Regions from separate parts of the Homo sapiens genome. Here region 2 is linked to region 1. The links are chromatin loops, found by intact Hi-C in ENCODE. Cell type or tissue: psoas muscle. All regions are shown on one strand. Links, peaks and the distances in the headings refer to the core of each region. The heading gives the core; the rest is flanking DNA. Region 1 holds the start of TXNIP (thioredoxin interacting protein). Region 2 holds the start of LIX1L (limb and CNS expressed 1 like).

The links. A loop is a pair of places that touch in the nucleus more often than their neighbours do. Peaks named below come from ENCODE experiments on the same cell type or tissue, not always from the same donor. Only the 100,000 strongest peaks of a DNase experiment are listed, where the experiment ranks them.
Region 2: it touches region 1 in a loop (3-fold over the local background); 5 of 110 quality-filtered maps call a loop at or near these places.

Annotation. Positions count from the first base shown.
Region 1 is chr1:145,995,599-146,011,613 of GRCh38, reverse strand. It overlaps TXNIP (thioredoxin interacting protein), which reads left to right and starts at 15,035. Exons shown (of 8, transcript NM_006472.6): 1 at 15,035-15,597. The coding sequence starts at 15,348. RefSeq lists a silencer at 9,177-9,384. In psoas muscle, for the core only: no CTCF peak of the experiment used is centred there; DNase peaks (open chromatin) are centred at 12,113, 13,000, 14,323 and 14,893; H3K4me3 peaks cover 4,374 bases; H3K27ac peaks cover 6,783 bases.
Region 2 is chr1:145,943,110-145,959,124 of GRCh38, reverse strand. LIX1L (limb and CNS expressed 1 like) reads left to right here and starts at 1,108. Exons shown (of 6, transcript NM_153713.3): 1 at 1,108-1,489; 2 at 11,343-11,506. The coding sequence starts at 1,198. RefSeq lists silencers at 1,054-1,143, 1,174-1,453. In psoas muscle, for the core only: no CTCF peak of the experiment used is centred there; a DNase peak (open chromatin) is centred at 8,538; H3K4me3 peaks cover 1,084 bases; H3K27ac peaks cover 7,353 bases.

The DNA.
Region 1 (16,015 bases), core at 7,405-15,404:
TAAGGCAGGAGGTACACCTGAGCCCAGAAAGTCAAGGCTGCAGTGAGCCATGATCATGCCACTGCACTCTGGCCTGGGTGATAGAGTGAGATCCTGTCTCAAAAACAAGGGGGCGGGGGCCGGGTGTGGTGGTTCATGCTTATAATCCCAGCCCTTTGAGAGGCCAAGTGGGGGGAAGATCACTTGGGCCAGGAGTTCAAGACCAGCTGGCCTACATGGTGAAACCTCATCTCTACTAAAAATACAAAAATTAGCCAGACGTGGTGGTGTGGGCCTGTAATCCCAGCTATTTGGGTAGCTGAGGCAGGAGAATTGCTTGAAGCTAGGAGGTGGAGGTTGCAGTGAGCCGAGATCGCACCACTGCACTCCAGCCTGGGGCTGAGATTGCCCCACTGCACTCCAGCCTGGGTGACGGAGTGAGATCCTGTCTCAACAAAAAAAAAAAAAAAGAAAGAAAAAGAAAAAGGGGCTTGGGCTTGAGGACTGCTGTTTTTTGTAAAATCATTTAATATCATGTGATTTTTAACTACATGTTACATTACATTGATTAAAAAGAGGAGCATTTGGCTGGGCGCAGTGGCTCATGCCTGTAATCCTAGCACTTTGGGAGGCTGAGGTGGGAGGATCACCTGAGGTCACGAGTTCAAGATCAGCCCGGTAAACATGGTGAAACCCCGTCCCTACTAAAAATACAAAAATTAGCTGGGCATGGTGGTGCATGCCTGTAATCCCAGCTACTTGGGAGGCTGAGGCAGGAGAATCGCTTGAACCCAGGAGTCCGAGGTTGCAGTGAGCTGAGATTGTGCCACTGCAGTCCAGCCTGGAGACACAGTGAGACTCCCTCTCAAAAGAAAACCCAAAAAACAAAAAGAGGAGCATTTCTGGGCAGGTGCAGTGGCTCACGCCTATAATCCCAGCATTTTGGGAGGCCAAGGCGGGTGGATCACTTGAAGTCTGAAGTTTGAGAGCAGCCGCGGACATGGCAAAACCTGACTCTACTGAAAATACAAAAATTAGCCGGGTGTGGTGGCTGGCACCTATAATCCCAGCGGCTTGAGAGACTTAAGCAGGAGAATCACTTGAACCGGGGAGGCGGAGATTGCAGTGAGCCAACATCATGCCACTGCACTCCAGCCTGGGCAACAGAGTGAGACTTCATTCCCCACCCTCAAAAAAAAAAGGGAGCATTTCCACCTTGGCCTGAGCTTTTTCCCCTTAACTTTGTGGCCATCTCAACCACTTCTCAGATCAAACAAACACCTCCCTCCCTACTATACTCCACCCTATGTACTTCATGGCAAGTTCCTTCCCACATTTCTTCTCAAGGAAACAGATAGTAGCCATGGCCCAGTAATTATAGTTTTCAAAATCAGTGCCAGGAAACCATACCAGCACTAAGGAAGGGAAAGAAGACATAAAACTAGGAAATAAAAGGCCTTCCTCAATTTTTCTGTGTACTCCCAAACCAAATTACTAATCATTTTTCCAACAATTAACAGAAGAAATAAGTTACATATGTTTCCTCAGATAAAAGTTATATAAGTGGAGGGTGGGCTTTGAGAAACTGAAAAAGAAAAACCAGGAAGAATAACTAGATTCTACCTCCAATACAGGGCGATTTTGGAATCATTCTTTGCTATTGGTTCAAAGAACTAATTTTTTTTTTTTTTTTTGAGACAGGTTCTCACTTCATCACCCAGGCTGGAGTGCAGTGGCTCAATATTAGCTCACTGCAGCCTTGACCTCCTAGATTCAAGCAATCCTCCTGTCTCAGCCCCCTAAGTAGCTGAGACTACTGTGCTAGCCACCACTCCCATCTAATTTTTTGTTTTTTGTATTTTTTTGTATAGATGGGTTTTCGCCATGTTGCCCAAGCTGGTCTCGAACTCCTGGGTTCAAGCAACCCACCTACCTTGGCCTCCCAAAATGCAATGATTACAGCCTTGAGCCACCACACCTGGCACAGAACCAACATTTTTAATATTAAGCGTTTCACATAGTCAGTCTTTGATACAACACTTCTACCTTTGAGAAACTAAGTCATATTTTCAAAAAAGTAGGCTGGCTGGGAGCGGTGTCTCATGCCTGTAATCCCAGCACTTTGGGAGGCCAAGGTAGGAGGACTGCTTGAGCCCGGGAGTTTGATACCAGCCTGGGCAACATGGTGAGACCCCCGTCTCTACAAAAAAAATAAAAATTAGCTGGCTGTTGTGGCATGTGCCTATAGTTCCAGCTACCTGGGAGGCCGAGGTGGGAGGATCAGTTGAGCCCAGGAGGTTGGGGCTGCAGTGAGCTATGATCGCACTACTGCACTCCAACCTGGGTGACAGAGCAAGACCCTGTCTCAATAAAAGAATTAAAAATAAATTAAAGGCCAGGCGCAGTGGCCCATACGTGTAATCCCAGCACTTTGGGAGGCTGAGGTGGGCGAATTGCTTCAGCTCAAGAGTTCAAGACCAGCCTGGGCAATATGGCAAAACCCCTTCTCTACGAAAAATACAAAAAATTAGCCGGGAGTGGTGGTGTGTGCCTGTGGTCCCAGCTACTCGGGAGGCTAAGTTGGAAGGATTGCTTGAGCCCAGGAGGTCAGGAGGTCGAGGCTGCAGTGAGCTGAGATTGCACCACTGCACTCCAGCCTGGGTAACAGAGTGAAATACTGTCTCAAAAAATAAATAGGTAAAAATTTAAAAATTAATTAATTAAAAATGAAAAATAAATGTAGAAATCAGAGAAAGCTTTACAAAGGAGATGACTTTTTTTTTTTTTTTTTTTTTGAGACAGAGTCTTGCTCTATCACCCAGGCTGGAGTGCAGTAGCACAATCTTGGCTCACTGCAACCTCTGCCTTCCGGGTTCAAGTGATTCTCCTGCCTCAGCCTCCCGAGTAGCTGGGATTACAGGCACCCACAATCATGCCCGGCTAATTTTTGTATTTTCAGTTGAGACGAGGTTTCACCATGTTGGCCAGGTTGGTCTTGAACTCCTGACCTCAGGTGATCTGCCCGCCTCAGCCTCCCAAAGTGCTGGAATTACAGGTGTGAGCCACCACACTTGGACAATCTTGGACTTAAAAAAAATCTTTTTTTTAAGGCTCAGGGACTCACTAGGAATTTTGTCCTAGCTGTGTGATCATAGGCAAGTCATTTGAGTTCTCTGAATCACAATATTCTCTTCTGCAAAATGTCTTCCTGCTTACCTGGTGAGAATCAAATGTTTGTGCAACTGCGTTATAATGCATATATATAGATATATAGATGACAAAATATAATTAACAAAGAAAGTACTGGCCGGGCATGGTGGCTCACACCTGTAATCCCAGCACTTTGGGAGGCCAAGGTGGGCAGATCACCCGAGGTCAGGAGTTCAAGACCAGCCTGACCAACATGGAGAAACCCTGTCTCTACTAAAAATACAAAATAAGCCAGGCGTGGCGGCGCATGCCTGTAATCCCAGCTACTTGGGAGGCTGAGGCAGGAGAATCGCTTGAACCTGGGAGGTGGAGGTTGCGGTGAGCCGAGATCGCCCCATTGCACTCCAGCCTGGACGACAAGAGCAAAACTCCATCTCAAAAAAAAGAAAGTACTGATCTGGCACAGTGGCTCATGCCTGTCATCCCAACACTTTGGAAGGTCGAGGTAGGAGGATCACTAGAGCCCAAGAGTTAGAGACCAGACTGGGCAACATAGCAAGACCCCCATATCTACAAAAAACTTAAAATTAACTAGGCATGGTGGTAGTCCCAGTTCCTCAGGAGGCTGAGGCCGAGGGTTGCTTGAGCCCAAGAGTCAGAGACTGCAGTGAACTGATCGCACGACAGCACTCCAGCCTGGGCAAGAGAGAGGCCCATCTCTTAAAAAAATTAATTCATTTTTTCAAAAGGCATTGATGGATCTAGAAAAATAAATAAATGTTTTAAAATTTTTTCTTAGAAAAGAAAGTATTATTAATTGTCAGTCTGGATAAAAAAATAGAAACTTGTTTTAATGTAGAATTTCTTTCCCTCAGTCATGAACACCACATTTCCTTCATTTGTTCCTTCTCATAATCAAAAATCATCTTTGCCACTCAGGGGAGTGATCTGGGCTGTTTTGGCTCTCAGAAAAGCTTTTATTTGTTTGAGACAATTCTTGGACTAAGAATTTTGACAGTATATTAAACTGCCCACTAGGTGGCAGAGCTGAGTCAACTGTATTTCTGAATTGTGTAAGAAATAATTTCTCAGAAAAGGGGAAGTTGGGTTGAGCACACAATGTCCCATCTCCCTCATACTTATAAACACCAACGCAGTCCAATTTTCTTCTCACAGAAAAACAAACCACCACCTCTCGCCTCCTTACCGTCCCTGCTCTGATACATATTTGGGCCACAGGCTTTGAGGAGGGACAAATATGATACAGTTTAGCATAAGAAACTGAGGTTGAGGTGTCAAGTCTAATAGTAATAAGAAATAATACTAGGATCTGAATTACTGGTATATTCTATCCAGAGACATAACCCAATCTATCAATTCAATCAATCTATCTCTATATGTATGTGTGTGTCTGTGTGTGTGTGTGTGTGTGTGTGTGTGTATATATATATATATATATATATTTTTTTTTTTTTTTTTTTTTTGACATGGCAATTCAAGCCATCCTCCCACCTCAGCCTTCCGAGGAGCTGGGACTACAGGCGTGCACCATCACACACAGCTAATTTTTTTTATTTTTAGTAGAGACAGGGTTTCCCCATGTTGCCCAGGCTGGTCTCGAAGTTGTGAGCTCAAGTGATCCGCCTGCCTCAGCCTCCCAAAATGCTGGGATTACAGGCGTGAGCCACTGCACCTGGCCTCAATTTATATTTAATAATACATTTATTCTGTGAAGTGTACTCTAATAGATGCTAGGAAGAATACAAAGATAAAAAAGGGCAGAGTTTCTATTCTCTAGGAATTTAGGAGAGAAAAGGCACTTTACGTGTTAGTGCTATGTAAGAAATATGAATGTGCTATGGAGTATTCCAAAGAGAATGAAAAAATATTTGATTGTAAGGTAAAAGATGAGGGGATTGGCTGGGCATGGTGGCTCATACCTATAATCCCAGCACTTTGAGAAGCTGAGGCGGGTGGATCGCTTGAGCTCAGGAGTTCAAGACCAGCCTAGGCTACATGGTGAAACCCTGTCTCTACAAGTTTTTTTTTCTTTTCTTTCTTTTTTAAGTTAGCCGGGTGTGGTTGCATGCCCCTGTAGTCCCAGCTACTCGGGAGGCTGAGGTGGGAGGATTGTTTGAACCTGGGAGATCGAGGCTACAGTGAGCCATGATAGCACCACTGTACTCCAGCCTGGGTAACAGAGTGAGACTCTATCTAAAAAAAAAAAAAAAGTTGAGGGGATTGGGAAGCAAGAAATGTTTTTGGTTTTGCTTTGTTGCTTTGAGATAGAGTCTCACCCTGTCACCCAGGCTGGAGTGCAGCAGCATGATCTCAGCTCACTGCAACCTCCACCTCCGGGGTTCAAGCAATTCTCCTGCTTCAGCCTCCCGAGTAGCTGGGATTACAGGCACCTGCCAACCATGTCCTGCTAATTTTTGTATTTTTAGTAGAGATGGGGTTTCACCGTGTTGGCCAGGCTGGTCTCAAACTCCTGACCTCAGGTGATCCACCCACCTCGGCCTCTCAAAGTGCTGGGATTACAGGCGTGAGCCACTGCGCCCAGCCAAGAAAGGTTTAATAGAGGAAAAATTATTTGGCTGTCTACAGAAGAGTGGGTAAAATTTCAAAAAGCAGAGATGGGGAAGGACAGGCACACTAGGTACAAGGAAAAATGTAAGCAGGGACATAAAGACAGAGAAGGATATATTAAGGGAACACTGAGTGCTCAGTTTTGGCTGAAGCATAGGGTACATGTATGAGGAAATAGTGGGAAATGAATGAGAAAATTTGGTTGAGGACATTTCGTGAAGGCTTAAATGCCAGGTTGAAGCATTTAAACGTGATTCAGTAAGCAATACATTTTGCATTATTATAGGAACACACAGGAACTCAATTCTGTGAGATTAATCTAGTGATGTTCTATAGATTACAGCAGGAAAATCAGTTAAAATCTATTAAAGTAATCTAGGCAAAAGTAACAAAAACATGAACCAGAATGGTGGCAGTAGAATAAGAAACAGGAGACAGGTGCTAGAAACACTAGAAAGATGGCTCTATAGAATTCAGCAGTTGACTGGATGTGGGGCATGACAGAGAGGAAGGAATTAAAGGCAATCCCTGGATTTTAAGCCTTTATAACTTGGGGAATATATAATGGTTCTATTAAAACAAACAAGGGGGCTGGAGGCAGTGGCTCATATCTATGATACTAGCACTTTGGGAGGCCAAGGTGGAATGATCCCTTGAGCCCAGGAGTTTGAGACCAGCCTAGGCAACAAAATGAGATCCCATCTGTACCAAAAATTAAAGAATTAGCTGGGCATGGTGGCATATGCCTGTGGTCCTAGCTACTTGGGAGGCTGAGGCAGGAGGATCCCTTGAGAGCGGGAGTTCAAGATTGCAGTATGCTATGATCCCTGATCCCACCAGTGCAATCCAACCTGTGTGACAGAGCGAGACCTTGTCTCAAAAAGAAAGAAAGAAAAAGAGGGGAAAAAAAAAGGCCGGGCGCGGTGGCTCACGCCTGTAATCCCAGCACTTTGGGAGGCCGAGGCGGGCGGATCACCTAGGTCAGGAGTTTGAAACCAGCCTCAACATGGAGAAACCCAGTCTCTACTAAAAATACAAAATTAGCCGGGCGTGGTGCTGCATGCCTGTAATCCCAGCTACTTGGGAGGCTGAGGCAGGAGAATTGCTTGAACCTGGGAGGTGGAGGTTGCGGTGAGCTGAGATCACGCCATTGCACTCCAACCTGGGCAACAAGAGCGAAACTCCGTCTCAAAAAAAAAAACAAGGCAAAGAAATGGGTTTGACCACCAGGGAAAGATTATGAATTCATTACTAGACAAGCTGAATTTGAGATAACAGCTGGAACTTTGGAGACAGGCTAAAGGTATAGCATAGATTTAAAGTCATTTACACAGAGTGATGTACAGACAGTCAAACTGAAAAGTGAAACTTCAAGAAAGAAAAGGAGAGGGCCCAGGACAAGCCCTTAAGAAGAATTTTCAGGGAGTAGAAAAAAAAAGAATTGTTAGCAAAGGAGAAAAGGATGAAGTCCAAAAGTCAAGATTTAAGTGTTTAAAATTTTAAAACATGGCAGTTTCCAAATCATATAGAAGTCAAAAGGAATAAAGCCTATAAAAAGTACTCTGACTGGCCGGGCGCAGTGGCTAATGCCTGTAATTCCAGCACTCTGGGAGGCCAAGGCAGGTGGATCGCCTGAGGTCAGGAGTTCCAGACCAGCCTGGCCAGCATGGTGAAACCCCATCTCTACTGAAAATACAAAAATTAGCCGGGCGTGGTGGCACGTGCCTGTAATCCCAGCTACTCAGGAAGCTGAGGCAGGAGAATTGCTTGAAGCCAGGAGGCGGAAGTTGCAGTGAGCCAAGATCGCGCCATTGCGCTCCAGCCTGGGCAACAGAGTGAGACCCTGTCTCAAAAAAAAAAAACACCCTACGTTGATTTTGCCAGGTATGGTGGCTCATGCCTGTAATCCCAGCACTTCGGGAGGTCGAGGTGGGCGGATCACTTGAGGTAAGGAGCTTAAGACGAGCCTGACCAACATGACGAAACCCGGTATCTATTAAAAATCAAAAATTAGCTGGGCGTGGTAGCACATGTCTGTAATCCCAGCTACTTGGGAGGCTGAGGCAGGAGAATTGCATGAACCCAGGAGGCAGAGGTTGCAGTGAGCCAAGATCGCACCAATGCACTCCAGCCTGGGTGACAGAGCAAGACTCCATTTCAAAAAAAAGGAAAAGAAAAGAAAAACTACTCCAATTTCCGCTGGAGACCTTGAAGAAAATAGTTTCAGAGAGACCAGAAGGCAGACTACAAAGGGACAAGTTCAGTCCACAGAAAAAGCTGATACAGATTATTCTCTTAAGAAATTTGACAGTAAAAGAAGAATACCGCCTGGGCACAGTGGCTCACGACTGTAATCTCAACACTTTGGGAGGCCAAAGTGGGTGGATCATTTAAGGCTAGGAGTTCGAGACCGGCTTGGCCAACATGGTGAAACCCCATCTCTACTAAAAATACAAAAATTAGTCGGGCTTGGTGATGGGCACCTGTAAACCCAGCTACTCGGGAGGCTGAGGCAGAAGAATCGCTTAAACCCAGGAGGCGGAGGCTGCAGTGAGCCGAGATCGAGCCACTGCACTCCAGCCTGGGTGACAGACTGAGACTGTCTCAAAAAAAAAATACTGTAATAACATGAGAAGGGAAATAAGATATTTTTATCACATATAAAGGCAACTTTAAGAACTATGGCCCAGCACAGTGGCTCACGCCTGTAATCCCAGCACTTTGGGAGGCCAAGGTGGGTGGATCACTTGAGGTCAGGCGTTCAAGACCAGCCTGGCCAATGCCTGTAATCCCAACTACTCTGGAGGCAGAGGAGAATCGTTTGAACCTGGGAGGCAGAGGTTGCAGTGAGCCAAGATCGTGCCATTGCACTCCAGCCTGAGTGAGACTCTATATAAAAAATAAATAGATAAAGCTGGGCATGGTGGCTCAAACCTGTAATCCCAGCATTTTGGGAGGCCAAGGCAGGTGGATCACCTGAGGTCAGAAGTTCAAGACCAGCCTGGCCAAAAAGGTGAAACCCCACCTCTACTAAAAATACAAAAAATTAGCTGGGCATGGTGGTGGGTGCCTATAATCCCAGCTACTAGGGAGGCTGAGACAGGTGAATCACTTGAACCTGGGAGGTGGAGGTTGCAGCGAGCCGAGATCACGCCACCGCACTCCAGCCTGGGTGACAGAGTAAGACCTTGTCTCAAAAGTAAATAGATAAGTAAATAAAGCTAATTACAAAAAAAAGAAAAGAAAAAGAACTACCTTTAGGAAGTTATTGTAAGGGCCTTCAGAAAAGAAAAAAAACTTTTTTAGGTTTTTTTTTTGTAGACGGAGTTTTGCTCTTGTTGCCCAGGCTGGAGTGCAATCTTGACTCACTGCAACCTCCACCTCCCAGGTTCAAGCTATTCTCTTGCCTCAGCCTCCTGAGTAACTGGGATTACAGGCATGCGCCACCACACCTGGCTAATTTTGTATTATTAGTAGAGACGGGGTTACTCCTTGTTGGTCAGGCTGGTCTCAAACTCCTGACCTCAGTTGATCTGCCTGCCTCGACCTCCCAAAATGCTGGGATTACAGGCGTGAGCCACCACGCCCAGCCAAAAAGAACTATCTTAAATGAGCCTACAATACCTCCAAACAAGTTAATTCAGCCCCTCTCCCCATCTTGCCATGACATTGGACAATACTGAGATCTCTATCCTTTGCTTATCATGGTAGAAAAATTGATCTCAGTAAACACGAAATGTGGGCCTCCAGATGAGATATTTTTAAAAGTTAAAACTAAATTAACAAACAAGATTGGACATGGTGGCTCATATCTATAATTCCAGCACTTTGGGAGGCCAAGGTGGGTGGATAGCTTGAGCCCAGGTGTTCCAGACCAGCCCAGGCAACATGGCAAGACTCCATCTCTACCAAAATATATGAAAATTAGCCCGGCATGTGCCTGTAGTCCCAGCTGACTCAAGAGGCCAAGGTGGAAGGATCACCTCAGCCCTGGAGGTTGAGGTTACAGTGAGACATGGTCATGTCACTGCACTCCAGCCTGGTGATGAAGTAAGACCCTTTCTCAAAAAAAAAAATTAGCTGAGTATGGTGTGTGTTCCTAGTAGTTCCCGCTACTGAGCTATGCTTGTGCCACTGTACTCCAGTCTGGGCAACAACAAAATAAACAAATAGATAATAAAGAGAATCCTGGGTTTGGAGAGTGGCTCCACCAGATACTAGCTTATGTCCCAGGTCAAGTCACTTAACCAAAATAAGAACTGGTTTTAAAAAAATAAAAGACTGCTACAGTCCCATTTAACTCTAAAATTCTCTGAGTCTTGCCCTGAATCCTTTATTAGACTATTGTGAGAATCAAACAAGATACTGTGTATCAAAGCACTGAGAGCCAAGACAACACATTTTTATAGTACATACTTTTAGACAGACATGGGCGGGTTCAAGATCTTGCTCTACTTACAAAATCTGTGACCTCAGGCAAATTACTTCACTTCTGAGCCTGACTGAACCAACACCGAGTCACAAGGTTATTGAGAGAATTAAATGAAACAATCTAACCTCAAATACTTTCTTTTTTTTTTTTTTTGAGACGGAGTCTCGCTCTGTCGCCCAGGCGGGAGTGCAGTGGCGCAATCTCGGCTCACTGCAAACTCCGCCTCCCGGGTTCACGCCATTCTCCTGCCTCAGCCTCCCGAGTAACTGGAACTACAGGCGCCCACCATCACGCCCGGCTAATTTTTTTTGTATTTTTAGTAGAGACGGGGTTTCACCGTGTTAGCCAGGATGGTCTCGATCTCCTGACCTCGTGATCCGCCCGCCTCGGCCTCCCAAAGTGCTGGGATTACAAGCGTGAGCCACCGCGCCCGGCCAACCTCAAATACTTTCTAGAACAACATGACAGATGACAGATAATTATCACTGACATAATTATATAAAAGACTTGGTTCATTATAGGTGCTCAATAAATGGCAATTACTTAAAAAGTCACTTGGAACTCTAACATGCTATACAATTCTTTTTTTTTTTTTGAGATGGAGTCTCACTTTGTCGCCCAGGCTGGAGTGCAGTGGCGAGATCTCGGCTCACTGCAAGCTCCACCTCCCAGGTTCACGCCATTCTCCTGCCTCAGCCTCCCGAGTAGCTGGGACTATAGGCGCCTGCCACCACACCCGGCTAATTTTTTGTATTTTTAGTAGAGACGGGGTTTCACTGTGTTAGCCAGGATGGTCTCAATCTCCTGACCTCGTGATTTGCCTGCCTCAGCCTCCCAAAGTGCTGGGATTACAGGCGTGAGCCACCGCGCCCAGCCTTTTTTTTTTTTTTTAAAGAGAGATGGGGTCTCACTACAATGCCCAGGGTGATCTTCTTGAATTCCTGGCCTCAAGTGATCTTCCCATTTCAGCCTCCCAAAGTGCTGGGATTACAGGCATGAGCCACCACACCTGGCTTACAATTGTTAATTTATTCTTATTGATCTATGACTTGGGGCAGTCTTCAAACTCTTAATTTGCCTCTAAATTCCTTAGGGAAAAAATTGAAAGGGAAAAGGGTGCCTATAATCCCAGCACTTTGGGAGGCCGAGGTAGGCGGACTGCTTGAGCAGGAGTTTGAGACCAGCCTGGCCAACATGGTGAAACCCCATCTCTACCAAAAATACAAAAATTACCTAGGCGTGGTGGAGCACATCTGTAGTCCCAGCTACTCGGGAGGCTGAGGTGGGAGAATCACTTGAGCCTGGGATGCGGAGGTTTCAGTGAGCCAAGTGACACTGCATTCCAACCTGGTTGAGAGTGAGACCCTATGTGGAAAAAAAAAGAGAGAGAGAAAGGAAAATGGGTAAGGGTAAAAGGGAAGTTTACAGAGTAGAGGTGAGAGAAGTGATTAAAAGGACCAAGAAAGGGCTTTGTTCTGCATTAAGAACTATGAGTCTTCATGTTCTAAATGTTTGTCAGGCCAGAGGTTAAAGAAAAGAGAAATGCAATCAGTGTCTTGTCTCTGACTGGCAACAAAGTGCTGAGGGCACTTCCCTCCCTGAAACTGCTGGCTTTATTCTGTCACCTGCAGTAAAGCAAACAAACAACAATCACCACTTGGTTTCCTGTTGGCACTGGGACTGAAGAGGGTAGAGAAGGGGCAGATAAAGATGATCCAACTTGCAAAACTCTTTGACTGTGCCCTACTTTGCTGTTCCTCCTTGGCCCACCCCTTTTCCCAAACCTCACAAGTGTTTTTATACCCTGATTTTAGGACAAGAGTTTACAAAATTTCTTTCTTCTTAGACCCAAGAACTGGGAAAGGAGAATCGGGGCAGGTTTTTATCAGAATACCAGGTTACAAGGTGAAAGGTCGTAAACAACCGTGTCCAGGAGGACTCCACTTCAGAACATGCCTTGGCTACAGGCCTGGTAGGCAGCAGCTGCTGCCAAAGCTAAATAATTTTTTGGCATTTAAAGGAACCCAGGCATAACACAGAGCAACGTAGTCTGTAGTGAGCTCTGCAAATGGGAAGATACAAGGAAACCAGAGCCCAGAAGAGAAACTTAGAACGAGAGAATTGTCATAGGATTTTTTAAAACTCAGCAATTCAGTACTTCAGAGATGTGCCCACATAAATATCAAATAAATTGAAAGGGAAAAGGGTGCCTATAATCCCAGCACTTTGGGAGGCCAGGTAGGCGGACTGCTTGAGCAGGAGTTTGAGACCAGCCTGGCCAACATGGTGAAACCCCATCTCTACCAAAAATACAAAAATTACCTAGGCGTGGTGGAGCACATCTGTAGTCCCGGCTACTCGGGAGGCTGAGGTGGGAGAATCACTTGAGCCTGGGATGTGGAGGTTTCAGTGAGCCAAGTGACACTGCATTCCAACCTGGTTGAGAGTTGGATGTCTTAAGATGTCCCATATTACCACCACCCTGATCCATCACTAGCCACCATCTTTCCTATTCCCTCAAAATGTATGTAGTTAAGATTTAACAATATTTAACAATATTGACTATGTAGTTAACAATATTGATTCATATATTTGTCAGCATTTTGATGTTTGATAGTTACACTTTCATACCCATCAAACTAAACGTTCTCCCAGAAGCCACAATTTTGAACTTTTAAAATTACTTCAGTCAGGCCAGGCACGGTGGCTCACGCCTGTAATCCCAGCACTTTGGGAGGCCAAGGCGGGTGGATCACCTGAGGTCAGGAGGAGTTCAAGACCATCTTGGGCAACATGGTGAAACCCCATCTCTACTAAAAATACAAAAATTAGCTGGGCGTGGTGATGCATGCCTGTAATGCCAGGTACTCAGGAGGCTGAGGCGGAGAATCGCTCTAACCCAGGAGGCAGAGGTTGCAGTGAGCTGGGGTCAGGCCACTGCACTCCAGCCTAGGCAACAGAGCAAGATTCCACCTTAAAAAAAAAATTACTTCAGTCAGAGTTCCACCTCCTCTGCTCCCAGTAACTCAATCAATATTGTTAACCAACTGAAAACACCTCAAGCCTAGCTGGTTAAGTTTCTAGAACAGGGTGCCGCCTCAAACACACCCTAAGGATCAACATGTTCCTGGGGTTTAATGCATGTGTGTGTTTTCGAAGAGACTCATGATGCCTATTCTTGAGCTTGCTTAATATTGGGGTTGAGTTGTAACTCTCGTTAGCCTTAGAGTGTCAATCCAGCTAGGCTGTCTGAGGAAGGAAGAAGGCTCTTTAACAGCAATGAATATTGTTTTTTTTTTGCTGATTGGGTAGGGTTTCAATATACTTGAATGCTTCTTAATTACCTCCCCATCTCAATCTTGGGACATTATCTTCCTCTTTCCAGCACAAGGAATTAAATAATAATCTTCTGATACCCCAGCACAGATATAGGAAGGGTCTATGAATCAAATAAAAGGAGGAAGAATCCCTGCACTTTTGCATACAGGTTTTTCCTATTACATTTAAGAGTAAGTTCTCAGTACTCAGCTCCTAAAGCATCTCACAGCCAGCAGGGGAAAATCCATCTGACAGCTGGCCAAACGAAACCAACAAAGAATGAAGAGAGAGGGTAGGGTCTCTTCTGGCTTGAATTTATAGTGCTCTGTTGACCGATCTTTCTTCTCTTTTCCTTCTTACTGTTTTCTAAACCGTTTAGGGAAAAACCTTTGAAAATAGTTTTTAAAATTGTTCCTTCAAACAGGTGTGTGGCCATCTCTCCACTGAAAATTTGGATATAAACAAGAGGACTTTCTCACTTTTAACCAGATTTATGGATGTACATTTGATTTAGTGAGTTGGAAGAGGGGATGGAGACAAGAAAGAGTGAACATAACTGGAAAAAAGTGAAAAGAGTGAAGCATCCTTTTTTTCCCGCTTTTCCTTTTCCTCCAGAAGCAGGTAGGAAGTGGGAGATAATGAGCGCCTGGACACACCTCACTAAAGAGGTAATGAGGTAAATGGGGAACACAGACAAAGTGTTCCCCAACTTTGCAGGTAGAAATTGAAGAGATGACAGGATAAGCAACAGGATGTAAACACGCCCCTCCTATTTCCGTTCCACAGAACAGAGAGAACAGAAGAGAGGGTACAAGCTGGGGGTGGGTGACGAACAGCACAGGCACGCAGCCCCCAGCCCTAGCCCCAAGGGATTGGAACGGGAAGGAGAAGACATCGGTCCTACACACACAATGAGGCCTGAAAGTTCTCCTTTCCCTCAGAGACGGTGGTGTTTTTTATACTTAATAGGGATGCGGGGCAAGAGAAGGACAAAGGGCTGTTCCTGAACAGTAACACCAAGCATTCTGCGCTCCACAGCCCCAAACCTGAAAGTATTCTTGGAGCTATGGGATTTTCACACACTTGCTATTTATGAGCCAGGAATAACGACAGGCTCTAAAGTAACTGCACTGGCTAAGACTAGGCATGAAATTCCCTCATAAGCACATTTTCCTTTTACCTCAAAACACCGCTCTCAGACCAGAAACGTCCACACCCGCCCTCCGATGGCCTGTCGCCCTGGCTAGGTTTTAGGGTCAGTGGGATCCTCCTTCCACTGGACCCGGGAGAAGACGCTCAACAGCCCCCTCCTTCCCCTCCTTCCTCTCCTTCCTCTCCTTCCCCCCTCCCTGCGCCGCTCCAGAGCGCAACAACCATTTTCCCAGCCAGGAGCACACCGTGTCCACGCGCCACAGCGATCTCACTGATTGGTCGGGCTCCTGGTAAACAAGGACCGGGCAGCCAATGGGAGGGATGTGCACGAGGGCAGCACGAGCCTCCGGGCCAGCGCTCGCGTGGCTCTTCTGGCCCGGGCTACTATATAGAGACGTTTCCGCCTCCTGCTTGAAACTAACCCCTCTTTTTCTCCAAAGGAGTGCTTGTGGAGATCGGATCTTTTCTCCAGCAATTGGGGGAAAGAAGGCTTTTTCTCTGAATTAGCTTAGTGTAACCAGCGGCGTATATTTTTTAGGCGCCTTTTCGAAAACCTAGTAGTTAATATTCATTTGTTTAAATCTTATTTTATTTTTAAGCTCAAACTGCTTAAGAATACCTTAATTCCTTAAAGTGAAATAATTTTTTGCAAAGGGGTTTCCTCGATTTGGAGCTTTTTTTTTCTTCCACCGTCATTTCTAACTCTTAAAACCAACTCAGTTCCATCATGGTGATGTTCAAGAAGATCAAGTCTTTTGAGGTGGTCTTTAACGACCCTGAAAAGGTGTACGGCAGTGGCGAGAAGGTGGCTGGCCGGGTGATAGTGGAGGTGTGTGAAGTTACTCGTGTCAAAGCCGTTAGGATCCTGGCTTGCGGAGTGGCTAAAGTGCTTTGGATGCAGGGATCCCAGCAGTGCAAACAGACTTCGGAGTACCTGCGCTATGAAGACACGCTTCTTCTGGAAGACCAGCCAACAGGTAAGCGGCCCAATTCATTGTTGGAGGGTGAAAGCTGATTAGAGAAGAGAATTGAATACACAAAACCTGTACGAAATGTTTTAAGTTGCTCAGTTTGAGTGGTTTGAATTACGTGTTGTTGCTTCCTTTTTTCTGTTTTAATTTGCAGACATTCTCCTCCCCCCCCAAAAAAAAGGGTGATTTGTACAATTTTTTATGGTGCTGTGTCCTAAAGGGGATCCTGAGGGGCGTTGCCTCGGGTAGTTAAAGTCTTATGTGTGCATAAGTTGCTTATTCTTTGTCTACTTCCTATTTGAGATGTTAGTAGAGAACTGTCCTGGGTGAATCTTTCAGTATTGCAGGGCTTGGCAACTTGCTGCCCGACAAAATACATCAGAATTTCTCTTTAAGAACAATATGGGATGGATTAAAAAATATA
Region 2 (16,015 bases), core at 4,223-12,222, 49 kb after region 1:
CCTATTTCTTGACTACTCACAGTTTTTATTCAGGGTCTAATTTTCATTTCACCAAGTGTGTTTCTTCTATTTTCTTCTACTTCTGGCCTCTATTTCCCCATCTTTGATTTCTGAGCCACTGTAGGAGAGATGGGGGGAAGCAGTTAATATAATCTCACCTAAGCAAAAATGGCCTGGTGACCACATGATAAAGGGTATGTAGAGTGTGTGTGTGTGCATGTGTGCAAGTGTGTGTGTGTGTGCAAAGTAATCAGAGGAACCCAGTCTGACATATTATACCAACAAGGGTAATTTTCTTAATTCCCCCAACTGGACTTCTCAGTTTGCTAATTTTCTGCATGTATCCTAACTCTTTCTCACTCTAATGGGAGGCAAAGAGACTTGCCCATCCCACTCTCTCTTATTCCCTTCCTCTACTTAGAATAAGTGAACTCAGAAATTTACCCAACAATGTGGCATAGTAAAAAGATAAAAATATTGGGAATCAGAACACCTATGCTTAAACTCTGAATTCCACTTTGCCATCTCTTAGCTATTTAATTTTGGCCATTTTTCTAGCTTCCCTCAGCATCTGTTTCCTTATCCCTAAAATAACAAAATCTAGTTAGTGATTGTGATTGTAAATAAGACATGCACTACAGTACATTGCATAGTTTATGTTCATTAAATGTCAGTATCTTTCTTGCCTTAGCTCCACCACCAATTGCATATGATGTTGGACAAGTCGAATTACTTCTCTGAGCCACAATATCCTCACCTGCAATCTGTGAAATGAAATGGTAGGACAAAATGATCTCTACTCTGTCTGCAATCCTCCCCAATCTTGCATCTAGGCCCATTTTTTTCTTCAAGCCCAGCCCCAAGATTCTGTCCTGCTTTCTAGTGCTTGCCACAGGACTCCCAAAGACGCGCCGAAGCTCTGCGTCTGCCTTTCAGAGGATACGCTTTTTCTCTTTGCAATTGGTTCTGAGAATCCCCACCCTCCTCAATAATTTGCCTATGGCGGAGCAGGAGCCCTCCAGCTCCCGCCCCATCACTGGTGATTGGCATGGGACCTAGCTCGTCCCCGCCCCCACTTGACTGAAGGTTCGGCCCTGGCACCGCCCTGAGTCCCCAGGCGCTAGCTGACTGGGGTGGTTGGGACCGTTAGCTCGGCAGGCTGGCAGGCTCCGGGGCGCTACTCCATTGGCGGCCGGGATGGAGACTATGCGAGCGCAGCGGCTGCAGCCTGGTGTGGGCACCAGCGGGAGGGGCACTCTCCGAGCGCTGCGGCCCGGAGTGACTGGGGCCGCGGCCGCCACCGCCACACCCCCTGCGGGCCCCCCGCCTGCCCCGCCGCCTCCCGCACCGCCCCCGCCGCCGCTGCTCCTGTCTGGGGCCCCAGGACTACCCCTGCCCCCCGGCGCCGCCGGCAGCCCGGCAGTGCTGCGAGAGGCCGTGGAGGCCGTGGTGAGGAGCTTCGCCAAGCACACGCAGGGCTATGGCCGAGGTGAGTCTGCGGGTCTGGCCTCCTGCGCGACACCCTCTGTAAGGGAGCCTTGCTCCCACAGTCCTCCGGATCGCTTTTCCTGGCGTGGAGCCCTCACATGCATTTCCTTTTGGGGAGTTTCCTTCTGGGCTACGCACACGCACAGACGCACACACTCATACACACGTTTAAGCCTCCTACCTCCTCCCCTTTACTGAGTTATTAATATATTCTCCAGGGACTCTTTTTCAGATACAATCCTCTTTTCTTCCTAAGCTTTTCTCCTTTAGAAATGGAATTCCTCCTCCAGCTTAATACCTTAACATCTCTCTGCCTTTGAGAACCAGTCCTCATTGTGTGGGATCCTGTCTTTTATTTCAGATCCAATTTCTCATCCATACCCTCTCAGTCTTTCCTCTGTGATCTCTGCAATTCCTGGACTCACCTGTTAATTTGCTCCAGCCCCTTAACCTTGACTGTTAAATTCTTTACTTACTTACCTTCACTCTGAAATTTCAGTGCAACTTCAGATTTACTGGGGAACTAGGTAGTGCCTTCACAAGTCACTCATAGTAATTGTGTATTTAAATCCGGACCTGTACCACTGAACTCACAGCAGCTTCCTGTGGCTCAGTACCTTACTTTGGTATCTTTTTTAGTATGGAGACTCACAACTCCAGCCTTTCTGTCTGGCTGTGTTTTCCTGGCCCTTGCCCAGGAACTGAGGATAAATCCCAGGCCTTGGCTCTTTCAATGTTAAATTCTGTGGAAATGTGCCAGGTTAGAAACTCTATTTCAGTTAGAAAACTTCGTTAATTTCTGGAAAGAGGGATGTGAGGGTTTTCTTTGTTGTTTTCGTTTAACTAGGGTAGTTTCCTGTCTGAGTTTGAGTTCCAGATTTATAGTGTAAGTAATAAGGAATATATAGTGAAGGGTGTGGAATACAGAATTTAAGCCTGGAATTTACAAGACATCCCTTCTGTCTGCTTGGCCAGGTCCTGCCTGACCTGGAAGTGACTATATCTTTAACTTTCTGTTTAACAATAATACAGAGAAAAGTTACAGGGCTTTTCTGTAGATTTTCTTTTTTTAAGAAAGTTTAGTGAAAAGAGCACACACAGGCTTTGGAGATCTTTGTCACTTACCAGCCAAATCTTTGGGGAAGGGACTTAATTTCACTGAGCTTCAGTTTCTTCAAGGGTTACAATATGGATTGACTGAGACATTGCAAATGACATATAACCTAAAAATGATTATTATCTCAAATTTGTTGGTTCATAGTTCCTTAAGTAGAACATGCTTCACTTTTTCCCACTCTTAAATCCTAATAATGTAAACCCAAAAATTCCTATGAAAACAGATTTTTAGAGCCATTTTGCTATATGTGCCTAATGATTCATTCATCATCAATTTCCCTTTGTTCTTCATACAATTTGAACTCCTATTATAAGACAGGAACTCTGCTAGGTGCTGGGGATACAAATGGATGAATCTGAAACTCATGAGGAAATACTATTTTTCCAATGTAATCCCAAGATTTAACAAGGCTATGTGATGGAACTGCTATTAGCTACTATCCTGCTGCTTCAAGTCTCTAAGTCAAGATCAAGGGAAGGTCTTTGCCTCTGGGCACAGGAGTAGCCTAGAGTGGTCACACTAAATCTGAAGCCTTCCTCTTGGCAACTTACAGGCATTTATTAAAATTATAGAAGAGTACACCCTTTTTCTTGTCTGTGTTACCTGGAGAGCCTCTGCTTTGGCTCCCAAACTGGACATCCTGTAAAAACTTTCATTTCCTTAGCAAGGATGAGGGAACAAGGGGATTGTACTGACAAAGGGCAATTAATCAGGCTTCACACTTCGTGGTGATTTTCTTTCCTATCTCCCCACCTCCCATCGCAGTCTTTCTCATTATTCTTGAGTTTCTCATTTCCAGTCTGAGTGTCCAGCCAGTACTTTAGGAAAGTCTGGCAGATAGTTCAGCTTCAGGCAAGCAGAATCTCTGCCCATTTGGCTCAGAAGTCCTTTACCACATGGAATCACTTATTCTGCTTCAATTCTTAGGCAAAGCTGCCACTGGCATATATTCACATACCCTTGTGACTGATGGCATGTTATTTGGGGGAATGGCTGTATTCCCCTGAATACAATTTACTTTAGCCTCTGCCTAGACAATTCATTCCCTCATCCAGCAATGCTTTACCACATCATCTTCAATTAACATCCTTCATCTTCTTCCTGAATGCTCCAAATCCACCTTTTCCAATCAGTCTTTAGATCTACCTTCACTCATGTGGGCTATCAGTATGTATGTATATATGTATGTATGTATGTATTTACTTATTTATTTTAAAAAGCTTTCCTGTCCTTTATCTGCCTCCCTCACCCACTTACCCAAGATACACACACAGCTCAGTATTCTGTAGGATCTTGATAAGTTTGTAGTGCATGGGATTTGTAATCAGAGGACCTAGCCCTGTCAAATAGTTGGCTGTGTGATCTTGGAGAAGTTGCTTAATCTCTCTATGCTTCATCTGTTCTCTTCATTCATTTACCAAATATTTATTGATCACCAGATGCAGTGGTGGACAAGGCAGATATTTAGTCCCTATCTTGATGGAGCTCACAGTTTACATTACAGAGCATGTATAAAGATTAATGGTGTAGTAAAGCAGGCCAGCCCAATACAAAGAGGGTTGACTTTGGAGCCAAACAAACATTGTTTCTAAATCCTGGTTCTGCCACTTCTGGCCTGTTCCTTAACTTGCTTACTTTTTGTAAAATGGGTATTATAATACTTATCCTGATAGTTTTGTGTGGATTAAATAAGACAACGAATATAAAGCATGCAGCACCTGGTACTCAGTATGGTTGCTACTATTGTGCATTTGGAAATGCTTTGGAAACTGCAAATGATAGGTACTGTTCTGCATTGCCATTTCCTTTGCACCCTTTTTTTCTATGGCATATAGTCTCTTTCTCATGTTTGACATCTGGCAATCTCTAAACTGGCAGGATCGAGTAACTCACTTTCCTTGCTCTGTAATTGCTACATTTCCCTCTTCAAACCTGTTGTTTTGGAAGTATTGCTATCCTTTTATGTTACAATATGGCTGCATGATTGGAGATTTTGCCCTGTTATTTCACTAAGTTGAACAAATGAATCTTGTGTAGTATTTTCTATTTAGTTGTTCCTTTTCCTCAGAATCACAGATAGCTTCTTTTCTGTAAGACTGGAGTTAAATGGGTTGGGCTGAATATTTCCAATTTTTGGAAATGCTGGATTAGTTCCTATATTAGTTTCCTGTGGCTGCTGTAACAAATTATCACAACTTTAGTGGCTTAAACCAACAGAAATTTGTTCTCTCATAGTTCTGGAGGCCAGAAGTCCAAAATCAGTATTACTGGGCCAAAATCAAGGTGTTGGCAGGGCCGTGCTCCCTCCAGAAGCTCTAGGGGAGAATTCATTCCTTGCCTCTTCCAGCTTCTGGTGGCTGCTGACATTGGTTTATTACGTGGTTTATTGCTGTATCACTATAATCTCTGCCTCCGTGACTCCTCCTCTTCATCAAATATGCCTCCTTTTTTTTTTTTTAAGAAATGGAATCTCGCTGTGTTGCCTAGGCTGGACTGCAGTGGTGCAATCATAGCTCACCGCAGCCTGGAACTGCTGGGCTCCAGTGATCCTCCCACCCGCCTCAGCCTCCCAAGTAGCTAGACTACAGGTGCATGTCACCACACCTGGCTGATTTTAAAAAATTTTTTTGTAGAGATGAGATCCCACAGTGTTGCCCAGGCTGATCTTGAACTCCTGGCCTCAAGTGATCATCCTGCTTTGGCCTCCCAAAGTGCTGGAATTATAGGCATGAGTCAGTGTGCCCATCCTGCCTCCCTCTTATAAGGACACTTGTGAATGCACTTAGGGCCCACCTATATAATCTAGGTCATCTCCCCATCTCAGATCATTTAAACTCATCTGCAAAGTCTTTGCCAGATAATGTCACATTCACAGGTTCCAAGGATTAAGACATGGACATTTTGGCAGGTGGCATTATTCAGTCTACCAGAGTCCCCTCCCAAAGTCACTGTTACTTTGCAGTCTCTCCTTCCAAAGAGACTGTGGATCGTGGGCTATTTAGGGGCAGATGTACCTTCTAAACATTGAAATAGGAAATAGATGAACTATTGTTAACTAGCTTCCCTATCTTCCATAATAATGTGAATAGAGTCAGTCTATTCTCGCCATCCTCTATGATCAAGGAGAATCTTTTTACTCACCTCTTAACTTCATTATCTCTTTATTCCTGCTTCCCCACCACAAAGTTGTATTTATTACTTTTTTCTTTTATTTTTGTTAATTACCTTCCTGGCAAGGTTGTATTTATCCTTATGATATAAAATTTTTACTGTAGTTTCATATATTGTTTTAATATTTTTATCCTGGCCAGGCACAATGGCTCATGCCTGTAATCCCAGCATTTTGGAGGCCAGCGCAGGAGGATTGCTTGAACCTTAGGGTTTGAGACCAGCCTGGGCAACATAGTGAGACCCCATCTCTACAAAAAAATTTTTTTGAATTATCCAGGCATGGTGGCATGCATCTTGTAGTCCCAGCCACTCAGGGAGCTGAGGTGGGAGGATCACTTGAACCCAGGAAGTCAAGGCTGCAGTGAGGTGTGATTGTGCCACTGAATTCTAGCTTCAGCGATAGAGCGAGACCTTGCCTCAAAAAAAAAAAATGTTTTAGGTTAGGTGCGGTGACTCACACCTGTAATCCCAGCACTTTGGGAGGCTGAGGTGGGAGGATCATCTGAAGTCAGGAGTTCAAGACCAGCCTGGCCAACATGGCGAAACCCCGTCTCTACTAAAAATACAAAAATTAGCTGGGTGTGGTGGCGTGCGCCTGTAATCCCAGCTACTCGGGAGGCTGAGCAGGAGAATTGCTTGAACCTTGGAGGTGGAGGTTGCCGTGAGCCAAGATCATGCTACTGCACTCCAGCCTGGGCGACAGAGCAAGACTTTGTCTCAAAAAAAAAAAAAAGTTTTTATTTTGGCTGAAAATGATCACTACCTCTCATTCCCATCCTGTCCACTTAGACATTCGTATATTTTATCTCCTAAAGGCAAAAACTAAATTATTCTCTTTTTTGTTATTCAACAGCAGGGTATAAGCACTGAAATATTCCTATCTTGGTCTTTCTTGTGAGAGACTTTGAGAAAACAATTATCAGATGTGTATATCTCAGTTCTTCCTACCCTCCCACCTCACTGTTCTTTAGCCATCCTTATGTAAACCATTATATCCATGGTTCCTCATTGAAAATATGATACAAAATTTGGGTGCTCCACATATACCCATGCACAAATACTCATATGCATACAGACACACACATAATTTTACTTAACAGTTTTAGGAAGCTTGTGAACCTCCATGAAGCTCAGCTGTGGACTGGACCTTGGAGCCTGTGTTAAGATTCCCAAATTGGAAAGAATATTGGCCCCCGGAAATCTAGATTCATGCCCCAACTCTGCCATAGCTATGTGACCTCAAACAAGTCTTCTGTTCTTTCTTAGCCAGCATTGGACTAGATGATCTCTAAAGTTCCTTCCAGCCCTAAAAATGAATAAGTCTAGAAGCATTTTCAAATGCGGATCACAATTAGTTGCTTTTTTCTTGACCACTTTGCCCAATTATCATTTCATACTCACATTTCTAAAATCAAGACTCCCCATGTCCCTTGGCCTTGAGTAATCATTAAAAAATGATTCTCTAGTCTGTGCAAAGGAATGTTTAACTGGATAGAGACTGAACATATGCTTTTTAATAGGACCTTCCCAATTATGGTGGTCTCCTCCTCTTCCTCTTTATTCCAGTATTCTCCCTGTTGTGTGCATGTCAAGAGAGCTGTCACCCAGTGCATTGTGCTAAACTGTCTCAAAGAGGGAACTGGAGCTGAAAAGATCTCACGGAAAGAACAAAGATGGCTGAGCTTTCTGGTCAGTATTGACCTTTGAAGAGCCCTGCCAAAACCAATAGAAGGAAAGAGAGTTTTCTTTTCATGCTGGATCTTTTTTTAAATTTTAATTTTAATTTTTTTTGCCCATGACAGAGCCTCAGGAGGTCCTAATGACATGTGCCCTCATGCTGTCTTTTAATAGAAGAATGAGCATTCTTAAAAGTCAGTTAAATGTAGGTTATTAAAAAGAGTTTATGCTGCTTCTCCAACTCAGGCTAGTACATGGGTGTTTGTTTCAGTCACAGAGCAGGCGAGATAATTTATTATTGGCCACTGATTTCAAATTCCTTGCTTGCTGGGCGCGGTGGCTCACGCCTGTAATCCCGGCAGTTTGGGAGGCCGAGGCAGGTGGATCACCTAAGGTCAGGAGTTTGAGACCAGCCTGACCAATATGGTGAAACCGTGTCTCTACTAAAAATACAAAAATTAGCCAGGCGTGGCGGCATGTGCCTATAATCCCAGCTACTCAAGAGGCTGAGACAGAAGAATTGCTTGAACCTGGGAGGTAGAGGTTGCAGTGAGCCAAGATTGCGCCACTGCACTCCAGCCTGGGAAACAGAGGGAGACTCCAACTCAAAAATAAAATAAATTCCTTGCTTGCAGGAACTGTGAGTTATTCTTTTCATGCTCAATGCTTAGAATGATGCCATGTACCTATTAAGTGCTCAAAGTTTTGCTAACGTGTATATGACAGCCATGAAAATGTGCAGTTCTCATTGCCTGCTGCAGGGAGCATAACTAACAGCCTCAGCCACTGCCCACTCTGGGTCATCCATAACCACATTTGCACCACAAAGTCGCACATTCGCATCCATAACCACATTTGAAGGAACCACGCTTCCTGTAGGCTGCTCCCAGCCAATGACCTAGCACATCAGGGGTATTAACACAGGCAGATCCTGGTGAGATATGGGATTCCTTTGGCATGAGGACTTCTCACTGACTTAGCCAAATCTTTCTTAAAACTGTACTACAGCCGGGCGTGGTGGCTTGCGCCTGTAATCCCAGCACTTTGGGAGGCCGAGGCGGGCGGATCATGAGGTCAGGAGATCAAGATCATCCTGGCTAACACGGTGAAACCCTGTCTCTACTAAAAATACAAAAAATTAGCCGGGCGTGGTGGTAGTCCCAGCTACTCAGGAGGCTGAGGCAGGAGAATGACATGAACCCGGGAGGTGGAGCTTGCAGTGAGCTGAGATCACGCCACTGCACTCCGGTCTGGGCGACAGAGTGAGAATCTGTTTAGAAAAAAAACAACAACAACAACAACAACAACAAAAACTGTACTACAGTCTGAGATTGTCATATCTAGACCTCCTTCTTTCCCTCTCTTCCACAGGCATGAGATCTTTGCTGTGCTCAGAAGGCTCTCCCTGTTGTCTCCTACTTCCTCCCTGATAAATCTCTTGCAATTGTCTATCCCATCTTGGTGTCTTCTTGGCAGATCTGAACTAAGGAAATATGAAAGAACGAATGAGACTTTGTTGCGATTAAGAGTAGAAGAGGAGAGGCCAGACGTGGTGGCTCACGCCTGTAATCCCAGCACTTTGGGGGGCCAAGGTGGAGGAGGAGCACTTTGGGAGGCCGCTTGAGCTCAGGAGTTTGAGACCAGCCTGGGCAATGTAGTGAAACTCTGTCTCTACAAAAATTACAAAAATTAGACGGGCGTGGTGGCATGCACCTGTGGTCCCAGCTACTCAGAGGCTAAGGTTGGAGGATCGCCTGGGCCTGGGAGGTGGAGGTTGCAGTGAGCTGAGATCGCTCCACTGCACTCCAGCCTGGGCAACAGAGTGAGATTCTGTCTCAAAAAAAAAAAAAAAAGGAGAGTGGTCAGTATGTTGCAAGATATTTCAGAGCACCTGGGATAATTTATTATTATGAGGCTTTAGCTAAAACTATTTGAAATGTTTGGAACCCTAGAGCCAATGTGATCCTTTCTAAAAGCAAACTGATCTCATCCCTCCTTTTTTTTTTAATTAGTTATTTTTCCTTGGAGCTGAGTTAGAAAGACTCCCTTCTTTTTAAAGTCCTCCAATTGCTTCCTATTGCTCTAGGATAAAGCCAATACTCTAACATGGCCTAAAAGGCCCTACTTGGTCTGGTCCCTGCCTCCTCTTGCAACCTCATCTTGCATTACACTTCCCCTCCCTCACTCTTTCATAGCCATATGGTCTTAATTCCCTTTATTCATCATGTTCCCTGCCGTCATGAGCCTTTGAACATGCTGTTCCTTACGCACAGAACACTGTCCTCTCACCTCTTGCCTAGTGAATTCCTAGTCATACCTAAACTTAGATATTGCCTCCTCAGGGTAGCTTTCTTTGACCTTCTTAACTAGGTCAGATACGCCGACATCTATCACTCCTTTATAGAACTTGATCACAGCTGCAATTTTACATTTGTTTGAGATTTGGTTAATATCTCTTTCCCTCTTTACACTGTAGGCTACATAAGGAAAACGTAGGGATGAGAGGAAGTTTTCTAGAATACAATGTCAGGTCTGGAGTTTGATTTTAGCCTACCTACAACTAATAAATTAGCCATTTACTGTTTCATGGGTGCTGGCAGAAGTCAAGAGACTTTGAGATTTAGAGACAAAGGAATTTATTATTCATAGCACAGCAAGTAGCATGAGCATCATGTTTATATTAGTTCTCCTTGCCTCCTCCCAAGTCCAATGCAGAGGACTCAGGTGGATACTTGCATAGGCCATGGGTTGCTTCACAACAGAGGAACACTTATAGAACCCACAGCTTGGGGAACTTGCCATTTTACAACAAGCTGAAGCAAGCAAGTTCTTTATCTGAGTGAAGGTAGTACCTCATCCCTCAATATTTCTTGCTGCAAGCACAGTCCTGAAAAATAGCCCAAGTAAAGAGCAGTCAGGGATTTGCAATCTTGGTGTACCTAGCAAGATGTGAAGGAGCATGAGAGACCGACCCATGGAGGAGTGCTTCTTTTTAAAGTCCTCCAATTGCTTCCCATTGCATTGCTTCGCATCTCACCATATGGCTCCTCCAAAAACATTTATACCCAGGTAAAGCCTCAAAAGAGTTTTCTCTCCCACCCCCATGCCCTGGCTTCTCTCACTCGTAGTATGTACATAGTATTCTGGGTTGGAAAAGGAATCTGGCAATGGATGTGCTCACTAGAAGCACAGGCTCGAGAATGGTTATTAGGGCTATATTTCCTTGAGCCAGCAGTATTGCATAAAAGAATATTCATTGGAACCAAGACTACTTGAGTTTGAATACTCAAACTGCTACTTTCTCCTGGCATAACCTTGGGCAAGTTATTTAACTTCTCTGTACCTCATTTCCCTCATCTGTAAAATATGGATAGTAAAAATATCTGCTTCATAAAGTTGCTGTGATTAAACACGTAAAGCAGTTACAGAAATGGGTGACATACAGTTCAATACATGTTAGCACTTATTGTGGTGGTTATTATCATCCTGGGCCAGCTAACCAACTGTGGAATAATCTGCTTGTATTTCATCAGGCAGTGATAATGGTCTGCTGACATTGGGAACTCTGCCTTCAATATTTAAGTTATTCTAGGACTAAGTTAAAATGTGAACTATTCAGATTGGAGGTGGGAGTGAAAAAAAAATTTAAATAAAATAAAATGTGAACCAGAAAAGTGGTGGAGGAGGGCAGGCCTACTCTGGTCTTTCTAGGCAAATTAACTTAATCACAGTCTAGGTTTATTAACTTAAATGCTTTTCAATGGCGATAGGTAGGGAGCTAAGGGGCAGACTCTTAATGTAGGTACAGGTTACAGGTACTGTATTGAAGTATAGCACCACGTGGAGGTGTTCTCATTCATTGCTGAACTTAAGTACTTCTCTTTTGTAGTGAATGTGGTGGAGGCACTTCAGGAATTCTGGCAGATGAAGCAGTCCCGTGGTGCTGACTTAAAGAATGGGGCTCTAGTGGTTTATGAGATGGTTCCCTCCAACAGCCCTCCTTATGTCTGCTATGTCACCCTGCCTGGGGGAAGCTGCTTTGGGAGTTTCCAGGTAAGAGTTGTGAGGTGGCAGTAGCAAAGGTAAATGCTTAGATGTTAGTAACGGCTTTCTCCACCACTTTGGCCATTAAACTGCCTGAAATCATATATTTGAGGACCTAAAGCAATTCTGGGGAAATTATTCTGGCAAGCATCTGAGGCCAATTTGACCATAGTAGAACCTCAGTAGCATGCTTTCCTTTCAAAAACTCAAACCCATTTTGAATTTGAGCAGTTATGAATATCCCCTTGCTCAGTATATCCGACTACCAGCATCCAACCCATGTTCCAATCTGGCTTCAGTTATTGCATTCCAACTTTCTTCCATCTCTTATTGAGGATATAGAACAATATTCCTTGCCTCCAGTACTTTTTCGTAGGCAATTACTAAAGAAAGCAATGTTGGAGTTCTCTAAGAGGTCAAATCGGAGGGACTATGTATGCTGGAAACAGTACTCATCTAAGAGTTAGGAGATCCAAATTTACATTCTTCTGAATATCAATGGGGCAAATCTCTGGGCCTCACTTTTCCCATCTATAACATGAAGGAGATAGGTTAGATTATTTCTAAAGTCTTTTCTACTACTAACATTCTACAATTATGTGAAATACCTATGATGATGAAAAGAATGGTTGCCATTATGAGGTAGTAGTGAAAAATTATGGACTAGTACGAATATTCTCATCAAAGATGGATTTTTTACATTGCAGACAGGGAGGCAGCCTTCTGAAATGTCAACTTAAAAGTCTCAAATGGAATTTAGAGAAAATAATAAACACCTTTGTTCTGTTTTCCATATGGTTTGTGAAACCCTTAGACAAGGTTAAAGGCCCTACTGTGTGTCTGCATAGCACCTTGAACTTCCCCTATCATATCACTTATTACAACATATCATAATTGTTTGTCTCTCCTAGTGGACTATGTTCCATAGAGGCAAAGATTGTGTTTGTCTTCTTTCTCGTTAAATCCCTACCACCCATCTTAGTGCCTAGCAGATAGTAGGCAAATAATACGTCTGTTGCATGAATGAGTGCCATTGCAGCTTAGTTTCTGCCTCAAACAGAAGCAGTCCTAAGGAAGCTTCATTTCAAATCAGGTGATGAAATTTTTTCCCTTAGAACTTCAGTCATTTCAGGCCGGGCACAGTGACTCACACCTGTAATCCCAGCACTCTGGGAGGCCGAGGCGGGTGGATCACAAGGTCAGGAGTTTGAGACCAGCCTGACCAACATGGTGAAACCCCGTCTCTACTAAAAATACAAAAATTAGCTGGGCATGGTGGTGCACGCCTGTAATCCCAGCTACTTAGGAGGCTGAGGCAGGAGAATTGCTTGAACTCTGGAGGCGGAGATTGCAGTGATCTGAGATTGCACCACGGCACTCTAGCCTGGGCAACAGAGTGAGACTCTGGCTCAAAAAAAAAAAAAAAAGAACTTCAGTCATTTCAGAGAAATAACTATATACCCAAGATGACAAATGTTTATGCTTTCACTTGTTTTTTTTTGTTTTTTTGTTTTTTTGTTTTTTGAGATGGAGTCTTGCTCTGTCACCCAGGCTGGAGTGCAGTGGTATGATCTTGGCTCACTGCAACCTCCGCCTCCTGGGCTCAAGTGATTCTCCTGCCTCACCTTCCCCAGTAGCTAGGACTAGAGGCGCATGCCACCACGCCTAGCTAATTTTTTTTTTTTTTTTTTTTTTGGTATTTTTAGTAGAGACAGGGTTTCACCATGTTAGCCAGGATGGTCTCAATCTCCTGACCTTGTAATCCACCCGCCTTGGCCTCCCAAAGTGCTGGGATTACAGGTGTGAGCCACTGCGCCCAGCCTGTGCTTTCACTTCTAAGAGAATAAGATCTTTCCTTCTTCTTTTTTTTTTTTTTTTTGAGATAGAGTCTCGCTCTGTTGCCCAGGCTGGAGTGCAACAGCCCGATCTCAGCTCACTGCAACCTCTGCCTCCCGGGTTGAAGCGATTCTCCCTGCCTCAGCCTCCCAAGTAGCTGGGAGTACAGGCACCTGCCACCACGCTCAGCTAATTTTTTGTATTTTTAGTAGAGATGGGGTTTCGCCATGTTGGCCAGGCTGGTCTCGAACTCCTGACCTCAAGCAATCCGCCCACCTCGGCCTCCCAAGGTGCTGGAATTACAGGCGTGAGCCACCGTGCCTGGCTGATCTTTCCTTCTTCTTCCCACCTCATTACATTGTTGAATGACTTGAAAATTTTATGACAATGCCCATAACTGAAACATTATAGTAATTTGATTTCTGTTATTTTTGGAAAGAGGAGAATTGTCTTTCTTGGCCTTTTAGCCTAAACTTTTTTTTTTTTTTTTTGAGACAGAGTCTTGCTCTGTCGCCCAGGCTGGAGTGCAGTGGTGTGATCTTGACTCACTGTAACCTCCACCTCCCAGGTTCAAGCAGTTCTCCCTGCCTCTGCCTCCGGCCACCACACCCAGCTAATTTTTGTATTTTTGTATTATTTCACCATGTTGGCCAGGCTGGTCTTGAACTCCTGACCTCAGGTGATCTGCCTGCCTCAGCTTCCCAAAGTGCTGGGATTACAGGTATGAGCCACTTCACCCAGCTTTTTTTTTTTTTTCTTTCTTGAGACAGGGCCTCACTCTTGTCACCCAGACTGAAGTACAGTGGCACAATAATGGCTCACTGCAGCCTTAACTTCATGGGCTCAAGTGATCCTCCCACCTCAGCCTCCTGAATAGCTGGGGCCGCAGGCATATGCCACCATGCCTGGCTAATTTTTGTATTTTTGGTAGATATGGAGTTTTGCCATGTTTCCTAGGCTGGTCACAAACTCCTGAGCTCAAGCAATCCTTTCACCTCAGCCTTCCAAAGTGCTGGGATTACAGGTGTGAGCCACCTCGCCCAGCCAGGGGCAGGGTGCAATAACTGAAGCTAGATTAGAACATGGGCTGGGTGTTGATAGTCCGATATACTGAGCAAGGGCATATCCATAACTGCTCAAATTCAAGATGGGTTTGAGTTTATACCTCTTTATCCACTTTGGCAGGTGAAATTTCTCCCTCTGGTTTTCTTCACAGATGACTTTTTAAGCAACAGCACTATAGAGCAGGCCAGCAAGCTAGTAACAGACAAATAGAAACAGACAAATTGAAGCACTGGGAAGACTTAGGACTTACTTACCAAGCCTCATATGCTGTCTCAGAGAGCCTGTCAGTTAATAGAAATTAGGAATTATTGATATTAGGGATGCTTAAGTACTAAACACATCCTGGTCTACTTATTTATTGTTTTTTTAAGACAGAGTTGTGCTCTGTTGCCCAGGCTGGAGTGCAGTGGCACAATCATAGCTCACTGCACCCTTGACTCCTAGGCTCAAGTGATCCTTCCACCTCAACCTCCTGACTAGCTGGGACCACAGGTGTGCACCACAACCATGCCCAGCTAATTTTTAAATTTTTTGTAGAGTTGGCATCTCACTATGTTGCCCAGGCTGGTCTCAAACTCCTGGCCTCAAGTGATCCTCCTGCCTTAGCCTCCCAAAGTGCTGGGATTACAGGCATGAGCCACCATGCCCAACCCCTGGTCTACTTTTTATTTTAAGTTTTCTTTTAGAGACAGAGTCTCACTCTGTCACCCAGGCTGCAGTGTAGTGGTGTGATCATAACTCACTGCAGCCTGGAACTCCTGGCTCAAGTGATCCTTCTGCCTCAGCCTCCTGAGTAGCTGGGACTACAGGCACGTGTCACCATGCCTGGCTAATTTTTTCTTTTTTTTTTTTGGTAGAGACAGGGGTCTTGCTATGTTGCCCAGGTTATTCTTGAATTCCTGGGCTCAAATGATCCTCCTGCCTTGGCCTCCCAAAGTGCTGGGATTACAGGTGTGAGCCACCAAGCCCGGCCTTGGTCTACTTTTAAAAACTGCAACATCACTTTCTTCCTTTCCTCTAATTACTCATAAATGACATAGGGCAAAGAGGCCTTTGAGACAGCCAATAAAGATGAATTATAAAGGAATACTATGGTGGCTAGAGATCTGAAGTTGAATAATTTTGAGACTTCTGCAGATCAGACTTGTTCTATGATACCTATGTTGGATACAATATAAAAACATGAATTAATTTTTATTTTTTTCCTTCTTAAGTCAGCTTTCCTTCCCTTAGTTACTCCTCTCCTCTTTGTTTCCACTGTGGGGAAAAAAGAAGTCTATAAATTCCTTCTTCAGACTTAAACCCTTCTCAGGGATAGCTCCTTTGGCTCACTACGTTATTTGAGAAAATGCCTGCTCACAGCTAAAAATGAAGTCCGAGATTCCAAGATGGGTGCTTCTGATAGAGACCAGTGGCCTCTGTAGAAGCAGCCTAGACACAGCTTTGGTTCTAATCTTGGGTTATCTAGAGGAATCCAAAAAACCTTACCTGTCCGCAGAACAAGATACAGATTTCTATTAAGCCGGCCAGAATCTGACTTTTGAGTAACTAATTCTGTCGACAGTTTAAACGGGTATTTTTCATGACCAGTGATTATATGCTGACTTAAGCAGCCTT